Linked DNA regions of Homo sapiens: region 1 is linked to region 2. Evidence: chromatin loops called from intact Hi-C (ENCODE). Cell type or tissue: B cell. All regions are shown on one strand. Each heading gives the region's core, and the rest is flanking DNA. Links, peaks and the distances in the headings are about the cores only.

The links. Peaks named below come from ENCODE experiments on the same cell type or tissue, not always from the same donor. Only the 100,000 strongest peaks of a DNase experiment are listed, where the experiment ranks them.
Region 1: a loop joins it to region 2, with 6 times the contacts of the local background. A loop is called at or near these places in 13 of 110 quality-filtered maps.

The regions. Positions count from the first base shown.
Region 1 is chr2:100,108,896-100,114,226 of GRCh38, forward strand. The region is part of intron 2 of AFF3 (ALF transcription elongation factor 3); the gene reads right to left. Among named protein-coding and RNA genes, the nearest start is that of AFF3, 31 kb to the right of the region's middle. In B cell, for the core only: no CTCF peak of the experiment used is centred there; a DNase peak (open chromatin) is centred at 1,906; H3K4me3 peaks cover 1,764 bases; H3K27ac peaks cover 4,394 bases.
Region 2 is chr2:100,244,256-100,249,635 of GRCh38, forward strand. It overlaps LINC01104 (long intergenic non-protein coding RNA 1104), which reads left to right. Exons shown (of 3, transcript NR_103730.1): 2 at 2,857-2,983; 3 at 4,809-5,380. Among named protein-coding and RNA genes, the nearest start is that of LINC01104, 39 kb to the left of the region's middle. RefSeq lists enhancers at 3,675-3,784, 4,656-5,380. In B cell, for the core only: CTCF peaks have their summits at 2,121 and 2,320; DNase peaks (open chromatin) are centred at 616, 1,496, 2,086 and 3,456; H3K4me3 peaks cover 1,124 bases; H3K27ac peaks cover 961 bases.

The DNA of each region.
Region 1 (5,331 bases), core at 1-5,000, 140 kb before region 2:
TGCATTTCTTTCCTTTTTTTTTTTTTTTTTTTTTTTTTTTAACAAAACCAGGTTTTTCCCTAAGGAATGCACCTTCCCCAAAGTTTCCCGCATCCTCCTGCCTACATAATTCACTTATATAGTCACTATGACATTAATTAGATTCAGAAGTCTGTGGAAACAGCAGAGCTCGGCAGGGTCAGAGGGCAAGCAGGGCAGAGAAAAGAGAGGGGAAAATGAGCTCCGGGAGAGGGGAAGGAAGTGGAGGGAAGTTTTTCATGCCCTTCAAGTACCAAACAAAACAAAGATAATTTCAAAAGTGGTCAGCCACTATAACACTGCTTAGAGAATTAAAGTATTGACAAATTGAAGAGTGCTTTAAAATAAAGTGGATGGGGCATAAGCATGTATGTCTTGGTGTTAGTTGCTCCTTATACAGCCGGTACTAAAGGCTGGTGGGTGAAGCTTACCACATTTTAAAAAGAAAAAGGCAGGCACACATACTAAAGTTGAAAATGCAGGCAGGAAGGACATTTACTTTTCATAAAAGCGGATCAGAAAAGCATCTCCTATCACAGATCATGTATTTTATGCCATGCTGACCAATGTTGGGGGATAATCTCATTATTTTGTGATATGAGAAGATCCTTTGATGCTGGTAACAAGAACCAATCATCCTGACTTAAATCTTAATATCCCCACAGGTTCTTTGTCATGCTTCTTCAAGATGTGCCCTGGCCATTCATGCAAGTTTCAAGGACTCTGAATCTGTTGAGAATAGGACATAACTAATCGTATCATTAGCAAACATGTCTATATTACTGTCAACTGGGTGCTGTTCTAAAGTATCAACTCCATTTAGTCCTCCCAAAAGCACATGAGGTATGTTGCCATTGTTTTTATTTTGCAGGTGAGTATGCTAAGGAACAGGTAAGTGTCACAAACCCAAGCATGGCAGATCAGGAATTGGTATGGTATTACTGGTAGCTGTGATACCATACTCCACCTCCCACAACTTTTGCCTTAATTATCTATAGCATTGGCGCATTCTCATGCTCACAGGCACTGAAATAATGAAAGTAATACAGTCCCAGTCGGAAGGCGAGAGAGAGCCCTCTACCCCTCTCTGCAATTCTCCTGCCACCCAGTTTTGCCCCTTGAGTTCTGCCATAACCGCACCTGGAGTGAGGCGCTCCTTGTCTCTAGCCTCAACGTCTTCCTTTGCAACATGAGAAGGCTGGATTGGGTGTTCTTTGTCTCTGTCAGTTTTTGTCTCTGACAGTTCTGAAATGTTAGAGGTCTGTTTTTTTCAGTTGTTCTTCCTGAGCACTGCCAGACAGGAATCCCTGGAGTATGTCAAGAGAGTCATAAACCTTTTCTTGTTTAAAGGTAGGACCTCCTTCTTGGCTTAAACAAATCTCAAGGTGTTGGTCTGCTTCAAACAGGAGTGCTGTGCTATCTGTGAAGTATTAGCAGACGGCAAGAGGAATGTGTTCAGGAAGAGGACACTTAGCTTAGGTCTGGGGGAAGCATGGGGAAGAAGTCACAACACAACTGTGGGTGTCAGGCTCTTTTCTCTGGGGCACCAGAGAGTATTCAAGCATGGATTGGTAGTCCCCATGCAGCCCTCGGAGGAAACCGAAGCTGCAAATGCAGCAATTATGGCTTACAGCCTGAAAATGGTGACATTCCAAAATTGCATCTTAATGGGTAAAACATTGGTGGAGAAAGGGCAGCAGAAGATCCCCACAAGGTCCTTCAGGTACAGGCATCTCCCACTGCTCAGAGTCCTGCTGGGGGTCCCCAAGTCCCAAACAAGAAGAAGCAGAGAGCAGAGTTCACCTCTTCAGGAGCTTAAGATAAACAAGTTCATGCAGCAGACACGGCTGGCTGCCCACCCAACATCCATCTGCACTTGTCCTTGATAGCAAAACCTGAGTCTGGTTTGGGGAAGTCACAAGCCCAGCTGACATAACTGTATTTTCTAGTCTCTCTTATTGCAAGAACTGGGCATATGACTTAGTTCTGGCCAATAAGACACCCGTTTATGTCAGTCAGGATTTCTCAGAATGTTTTGCTTCCCTGCAGTAGACACCACCCCTTCCTCTAGGTCACTTTCTTCTTCCTGTCCAGAAAGGTGGAGAAGCCATCATCAATTTTAGGAGCAAAAGCCACAGACTAAAGTTGGCAAGTCTGAAGTTAAAAGGAGGCTAGGTCCTTGATGACTGCTTCATATAACCCTACCATCTTTGGACCATCCTACCCAGATCTGGACTTTTAGGAACAAAATAAGACCCTATGTGGCTAAGCCACTCTAGCGGTGTTTTGAATATTGCAGCTAACCCATTAGAGAAGTCACAGTCCCTTAAATGTGCCCCGCACATTGCCGTGTATAGTCAGGACTACCAGATATCCCAGCCTATATGCCCCAATGGGGGCAGCACTGCCAAAGAATTAAGTGTGATTTACAAAAACCTGTGATTACTTCCTTACATGTAATCTTGACTACTTCTGAGTTCACTCCAATTGTAAGCAAGTTAATTAATAAGAAACTCATGCTCAATTGTCTGAAGACTGATTAATCTGGCTCCAGCATTTTTTGAATATTCCATATTATTTGTTTCTTTATTTTCATGTTATTTGTTAACCTGGTTAAGTTGCTGTGACATCCTCACAGGGATACCAACAGATGGCATTTACGAAAAACAGTGTAGGAATAATAATAGTCAGCCTTTCTTGTGTCCTTGCCACATACACAAAAATATGTATGTTTCAGAGTTTGTCATTGTTTCTACCAATAAACTAATTATCACTGTATGAAGCTGATTTACTTCAGAAGAAGTTTACGAAAACAACTAATTAAGTACAGTATGTTGAAATATAAACTGCATTACAGGGTTAGAACCCTATAATAAGATCGCAGAAGCTTGAAAGTTGGGAGAAGCCATCAAGTCTCTCTCTAGCTAACCTGCTACCCATTGCAGCAGTTCCCTCCATATCAACCCTGCTATGGGCAGTCTCCACATGAATGTTTCCAGTGGTGGGGAGTGCGCTCTCTGAAGAGCCTCCCTGTTTTACTTTTCAAGGGCTCAGCTCTAGCTGGAACAACATTCTTCCTTATATTTATGGATCCCAAATTGATTTCCCTGTACCTTCTTAACATGTCACAGGCTCACAGTAAGCATGCAATTAGAGCTCAGCTTTGCTGAACTCCTTCTATTGGTCCTCCATATATTGAGACTTACGGGCTCAAGTATTTCCTCAGCACTTTGGTAAGTGAAAGAGCAAAGAAAGAAGTCTTTGCTCAGTGGAATACCATACAGAGAGGGCGAGTCAGTCTCTTAAGAGGAGCACATGGCCATGGAGATGAGAGAAACCCCACCTTCTTCTAATTTGTAGTTGGTTTCTTGGAAGAAGGGAGCTTCATAAAGAAGCTAGAGCTGGCCACAAGAAGGAAAATGCCCACAACAAGATAGGAGGCAGGAAACCCCTGGAAAAGAAAGATACCTACCTGCTAGTTCTCAGGGAAGAGGCTGGGCCAGGCATGGTGGCTCATGCCTGTAATCCCAGTACTTTGAGAGGCTGAGGCTGGAGGATCACTTAAGCCAGGAGTTCAAGACAAGCCTGGGCGACATGGTGAGACCCTGTCCCTACAAAAAATAAAAAATTAGCTGGCCATGGTGGCACACACTTGTAGTCCCAGCTACTCAAGAGGCTGAGGTGGGAGGATCACTTGAGCTCCAAAGTCAAGGCTGCAGTGAGCTGTGATCACACTGCTGCACTCCATCCTAGGTGAAAGAGTGAGACCCTGTCTCCAATGGAAGAAAAAAAGAAAGAAGCTGCACAATGGGAGGTAGAAAGCAGGAGCCCAAGGTCGTGAGAGGAGGAAAGTGAGTGAAGGAAGGGGCTCTGATTAGAGCTACAGGCCCGAGGGCCTGCCCTGCTCCACCACTATCTATAATGAGAGCAACTCTTTCCAGGGATGGCTCCCAGTGTTTTTCCAAAGCTCCTACTCACCTGTGATGCTTATTATAATTCCATATACTTGGCACAGACAGTTACAATTTTATGAATTTAGCATTGCTTTCTGTCACTCTCTAGACAACAATATGAGGTTTATTACAACATAAAGGGAAATTCATCCTCTTGGACTTGACTGAGTGTCAGCCCAAATCCCCATGCTGTCATCTCTGTCATCTTCCCTTGAAGAATGCAACCTCAAGTCAGGGCTGAAGTCATTGGGGATACATTCCCAAACCAGGGTCCTGGGGTCAGGCCTCAAGAGGATAATCTCAATGATCACATAAGTCATTTCAGATATTGATTTACTGAACAAACATTATTGAACACCTATTACATGCCAAGCAGTGAGCTAAGAAAGAAGATGAGAAAGAGAAGTTTGAAAGGCCAAAAAGCCCACTGTCTAGAAGATAATGCACACACATCTTAATGCACTTACTCATCCTTGAATTGAACAAATACTTCTTGATTCAGTTAGGTGCTTAGAACTATGCTAGGTACTGAGTTTATTACCAAAGTGAAACAGACATGGTCTCATGAAACAGGCCATATACAATGTTGTTTTAATATGCTTAGTGCTATGATGAGAGAAGTGCAGGTACTCAGGGAGATCTTTCCAGAAAGAACGACTGATTTGCATTCCAAGTCAAGAACTGAATTATCAAGACTAAGTGAATAGGGGGGAATGGAATAGAACAAACGCCGTGTACTATAACGTATTACCTGCTATGACAGAAGCATGTCTGTGGAGCTACAGGAGCAAAAGAAAGTGGATGATGACCAAGGCACTCCTAAAGGGCTTAATACAGCCCCTAACATTGGGTTGGGTCTAACGGAATGAAAGTCAAAGTGAGAGTGAGGAGGCAGTGATGGAAGAGCATTCCAGGCAGAGGGAAAACCACAGAATAGAGCACAGAGGCCAGAAGAAGCATGCCATGTTCCCCTAGCAGAGAAGGTTCTATGTGGTCAAAGTGTTGCCTTGAGGTGGGGGGGTTGTAGAAGTCAGTAGGTCAAATGGGGGTTAGGGGAAGAAGCAGAATGAAGGGAGATGGAAAAGGAGCCAAGGCCAGGGCAAGAGATTGGGGCCAGATGGTGAAGAGGCCTGTATTGATGTTGTAAAAACATTTTCAAGTAAGCAGGAAACCAAGATCAGAGATTCAGTAAAGCAGCTAGTGAACACCCAGCTGCCAAACCCAGGGGAACAACTGAGAGTTGAAAAGAGGAAATGTCTTCTGAGAAGCCAGAGAAAGTATTTCACAGAGGATTCAGCCCAGGGGTTTTTCTTTTCTTAGTTGTAAAATCCAGCAAGTCTGGAAACCCCTTCCCTCTGCA
Region 2 (5,380 bases), core at 61-5,060:
TGAGGGAAGGAACAAGGAAGGATTTGCAGGGGGATCAAAACTAATTTAGGCTGTATCCCAGGGTGGCTCCCTCATCACAGCCTTGCTGGTCATTTCTCTGGTCATATCCTTCCTTGACCTCTCTAAAAGAAACACCTTCACATTTTAGGAATGGCGAAACCCTGTCTCTACTAAAAATACAAAAAAAAAAAAAAATTAACCGGGCATGGTGGCATGCACCAGTAGTCCCAGTGACTTGGGAGGCTGAGACAGGGGAATTGCTTGAACCTGGGAGGTGGAGGTTGCAATGAGCCAAGATCACATCACTGCACTCCACCTTGGGTGACACAGCGAGACTCCGTCTCAAAAAAAAAAAAAAATCTCTCTGTCTGTCCTATGCCCGAGGGTGAGGTACTGCAGCTGGTCCTGAGGAGCTGGTTCAGTTGTCTATAGCGGTAGAACAAATTATTCTAAAACTCAGTGGTTTAAAGCATAACTTACTATTATTTCTCACAATTCTGTTGGTTGACTGGGCTTATATAGGTGGTTCCCACTCAGGGTTTCTCCCGCAGTTATAGTCAGAGGGTGGCTGGGGTTGGAACTATCAAAGCCTTCCTTACTCATTTGCCTGGGCTCTACTGGGGTGGCAGGAACAGCAGGGGACCAGTTGGGTATTCCTCTCTCCATGCTGCCTTTCCACGAGGCTAACTTGGGCTTCCTCACAGCATGGTGGTCTCGGATAGCTGTACTCCTTACGCAGCCTCTGGTTTCCCCGGGCATGTTTTCTGAAAGGTCTGGGCAGAAGCTCAAGGCTTCTCATGACTCAGCCTCAGAAAACCCAGAAAGTCACTTTTACCTCATTCTACAGGCAAAGGCTAGGGCCAGCCCAGAATCCAGGGGATGAGGACTAGGAATTTGACTCTTTCAGAGAATGGAGGAGCAAAGAATGTGTGACCTTTAATGTGTGTCTTTAATCTTGTGACCATGTTTAAGCCACACACCTTGTTTCTCTGGCCAAGCACTGTTACGTACTTTGAGTTTCATATTAAATGCCATTTTCCTAGGAGGCTCTTTCCTAAGCCACTAGACTAGGATAATTTCTCCATTTTGTATGTGCTTCTATAGAGCTCTAATACACCCACCCACACACACAGAGGTTTTTCATACTTTCACACTTGCTTAATATCCATCTTCCCCATAGACAAATCCCACAGGGCAAAGGCCATGTTTTTTAGTCTTTTACTCACTGCTGGTCCCAGGCGTTTATACAATGCCTGGCTTGGTGTTCAGCTTCTGAATTGAACTTAACTGCTATTGGGTTTTCAGTTAACTGAGAGAAGGGACAAGGCAGGATTTGCAGGGGGGTCAAAACTAATTTAGGCTGTATCCCAGTGTGGCTCCCTCATCTCAGCCTTGATGCTCATTTCTCTGGTCGTATCCTTCACTGAGCTCTCTAAATAAAAGGCCTTCATGTTTTAGGAGTCTGCTGGTCATATGGGCTGACCCCCGTAGACTGGGAGGACTCCAGCTATGGGGTGGGACAGATCCTAGGGGTAGTCCCCTCTGCCAGGGCTAGAAGGAACTCCAGTCCCCCAGGCAGAACATGGCAGTAGAGGTGCTGGCACAGTCAAGAGGTGGCCAGTCATCCAGCCCCGCTGTCAGACCAAGAGGCTCCACAGAGGCTGAGGGTGTCCCAACAGCGGGGCAGAGCATGGAGACAGGATATTCCCAGCAGACCCTCTTCAGAAATTGAGTCTCAAGGGGTCTTGGGGAACTTGGTCAGCAGATGTCATGGCTTCATCTGTCAGCTGGTGGGTCAGCTCAGCGGGACTCCTGTCTTTAGAAGGGAGGCTCAAGTCTTTACTCTGTACCAAGACAGAGATGGGGGCCAGGAAACAAGACATGCAACCATTTTCCATCATCAAGGGGCGAGATGGTGCTTGGCATGAGGCAGAACTGGGCTCTGTCAATGCCACGCATCAGGAGGAACCCCTTTTCTGTTTCAATCCCTCCTGTTCATGTGTGGTGCCCGTTAGAGCTGGCGTATACTTCTGTTCTCCAGTGTCTGAGGACATGGAGGACCCATTTCCTCATTTTCCCCCTTGTGGTTGGATGGGATCATGCACCCAGTTCTCGTTGAGACCAAGATGCTGAGGTTACCGTTTTCTTTGTGGGACCAAAAAAAGAGCTCTAATTCGGCTTGAAACGTGTGTGTTTGTGCGTGCGTGTGAGAGAGGGCAGGTGCGTAATGGAGAGTGTGTCGGTGTTCCATGTGTGAGAGTGTGTAGGTGAGTGTGTGTGTGTGAAGAGATGTGTGTGATAGTGGTGTGTGAACTTGGGAGTGTGTGTCTGTGGTGCATAACTGTGTGTGTGTGTATGTGCAAATGTGAGTGTGTATGTGTGTTAATGTGTGTATGTGTGTGTGACTAAGGCGTGTGAGTGTGGTGTGTGAGCTTGGGCGTGCGGGTGTTGAAATGTGTGTGAGTGTGTACACGTGTGTGAGCACAACAGTGTGTGAGTTTGGGGTGGGCACAGGCCACAGCTAGTCTCTCTTGGGGCGTTAGATCTCTGCAACCCAAGCACCCCAAGTCGCTCTCCTTCCTCACTCCATCCTGAGCTTCCCAGCTGCTGCCTCTGCTCCGAACTCCCACGGGGAAAGCAGCGTCTCTAGGACCAGGGGCTCCGAGCATGGCACAGCGCCAACTCTCGTCTCTTGCCGCCTCCTGAGAACCTGGGTGCAGCACAAAACAGTCAAATATTTTCCTCTTCTGTCATCACTAACTAGAGCTCCACAAGTTCCCAGATTGCCGTGTTAGCTCTTCACCATAATTAGCAGTTTTCTGATATCATGCTAACACTCCTTAATTCTTCCCTCAGAGACAAAGCAAATCCGTGGGATGCCGAGGGCACTTGGATAACTTCCGCTCGGGAGAGAAGCCCAAACTCCGCGTCCCGGAGACCTGAAGTGTGGCCGCCAGTGGACACCCAGCTGAGGGATGAGCAGGTGGGCCTCAGTGGTGGCTGTGGGGTCCCTGGACACTGCTCGCCACTGGCCTCCAGAAGCATTGTAGGCTTTGGGGACCTGCTGGTCCTCCGGCCCTAAATGTGGCCCTGGAATGATGAAGGAAAGTTTGCCATCTCCATCCTCCTCAAGCTGCCTGAGCACCCCAGTAGCACCCACCCTGTCTGTGCTCCCGTCTGCACCCCATGTCCTGGGGCCTGCTTTGTGTTGCACCGGATGACAGGAACCAGTGCCCTGACTGTGACTTGCTTCTCCCTTCAGGGACACACAAGCACTTTCACAGCAAGGCTACTTTTCAGCCCTTCTGCAGACAGGGCTTCCTGCAGGGATGCTGGATGCAGAGGCAGGACGAGGATGCAGGGCCTGGGTCCAGGTGCGACTCCTCTCACACCTGGTACAGGTGGCCCCTCTCCCGGCAGGGCACCTCGGCTCCCTGGGGAGAATGAGAAAGGGGAACTGAGAGTTCATTGTTCCGTGGGGCATGCCACAAACCCCCAAAGACCCATCGGGTGAAAAGAAGAAAAACAACCGCAAAGCTATTTTCACCTGAGGCGGTCTCATGGGTGAAGCAGACGCCTGGATTACTCAATCCAGGCAGGGTCTCCTGCCTGGATTACTCAAATAATGACCCGGTGTGTCCTCCTTCCACCAGTGAGAAAGTCCCTTCTCAGTGGAAAATTATGGGTTGAGGTCTTTTACCTGGGGCCTCCTCTTTTTGTTTAAGATGGTAGTTTAAAAAAAACAGTTTTTTTTTTAGAGAAGTGTTTGTTTCCAGCAAACTTGAGAGGAAAGTACAGAGGTTTCCCACGTCCCCCCTGCCCAAGCACATGCACAGCCTCCCCAACTACTCACATCCCCCATCGGTTATCCATTTGTGACAACTGATGAACCCCCATGGGCACATGATCATCACCCAAAGCCCAGTGTTAGCATTAGGGTTCATTCTTGGTGTTGTACATTCTATGGGTGTGGAGAGCAGGTAATGACATGCGTCCACCATTTTAACAGAATAGTTTGCCCGCCCTAAAATTTCCCATGCTCCTCCTGTTCATCTGTCCTTTCCTCCAATCCCAGGCAACCACTGATCTTTTTACTGTCATCATGGTTTTGTCCTTCCCATAATGCCACATAATTGGAAGCATTTACATTTCCTCCATTTCACTTCATAGCTTGGTACCTCAGTTGTTTTTAGTGCTGAATAATATTCCATTGTCTGGAGATATCCTTATTTATTTATTTATTTTGATGCAGTCCCAGTCTGTCGCCCAGGCTGGAGTGCAGTGGCGGGATCTCAGCTCACTGCAACCACCACCTTCCATGCTCAAGCTATTCTCCTGACTCAGCCTCCTGAGTAGCTGGGATTACAGGTGCCCATCAACACGCCTGGCTAATTTTTGTATTTTCAGTAGAGATGGGATTTCACCGTGTTGGCCAGGCTGGTCTTGAACTCCTGACCTCAAGTGATTCGCCTGCCTTGGCCTCTCAAACTGACCTCAAGTGATTTGCCCACCTCGGCCTCCCAAAGGGCTGGGATTACAGGCGTGAGCCACCATGCCCGGCCGGCATGTATCAGTTTATTTATCCCTTCACCTGCTGAAGGACATCTTGGTTACTTCCAAGTTTTGGCAATGATAAACACGGCTGCTATAAACATGTGTGCTCAGGTATCTGTGCAGACATTAGTTTTCGGTTCATCTGCACAAATACCAAGGAGCATGATTGCTGGATTGTGTGGTAAGGGGATGTTTAGTTTTGAAGGAAACCACCAAGCTGTTTTTCACAGTTTGCATATTTTGCATCCTAACAGCAATGAATGAGAGTTCCTATTGCTCCACGTCCTCACCGCATTTGCTGCTATCTGTGCCCTGGATTTGGGCCATCCTGATAGGTGTGTGGTATCCGGTAGGTGTGTCTCATTGTTGTTTTAATTTGCATTTCTCTGATGACATATGATGTGGATTATCTTTTCATCTGCTCATTTGCCATCTATATATCTTCTTTGAGGCATCTGCTCAGATCTTTGCCTTTGGCCTTTTGTTATCTCTAAAACACAGAAGGCGGTGCAGGGTGCGTTAAGAAGGCATGTCTGGGCAAGTGGGTGCCTTTGCCTCTCCCTGCTGCCCCCGCACAGGGTTTCTCCAGGCTGTCTTGTCACCCACCTCTATTTGGTTGGGGCCACATTTACCAGGGATCCCCACTATCCCAAAACTCCTCTTGAACACATTGTCTGTCCAGGAGGGGCCTGTCGAGCTGCAGTTTATGTTCTATAGGTTCAGGCAGCTGCTGCTAAAGTGACAAGGTGACTCTCTGACCTGGTTTGCTGAGATAGTCGCGGATGACACCTCTTTTCCTGGCTTAATGGTTACAACTCCCACCCCA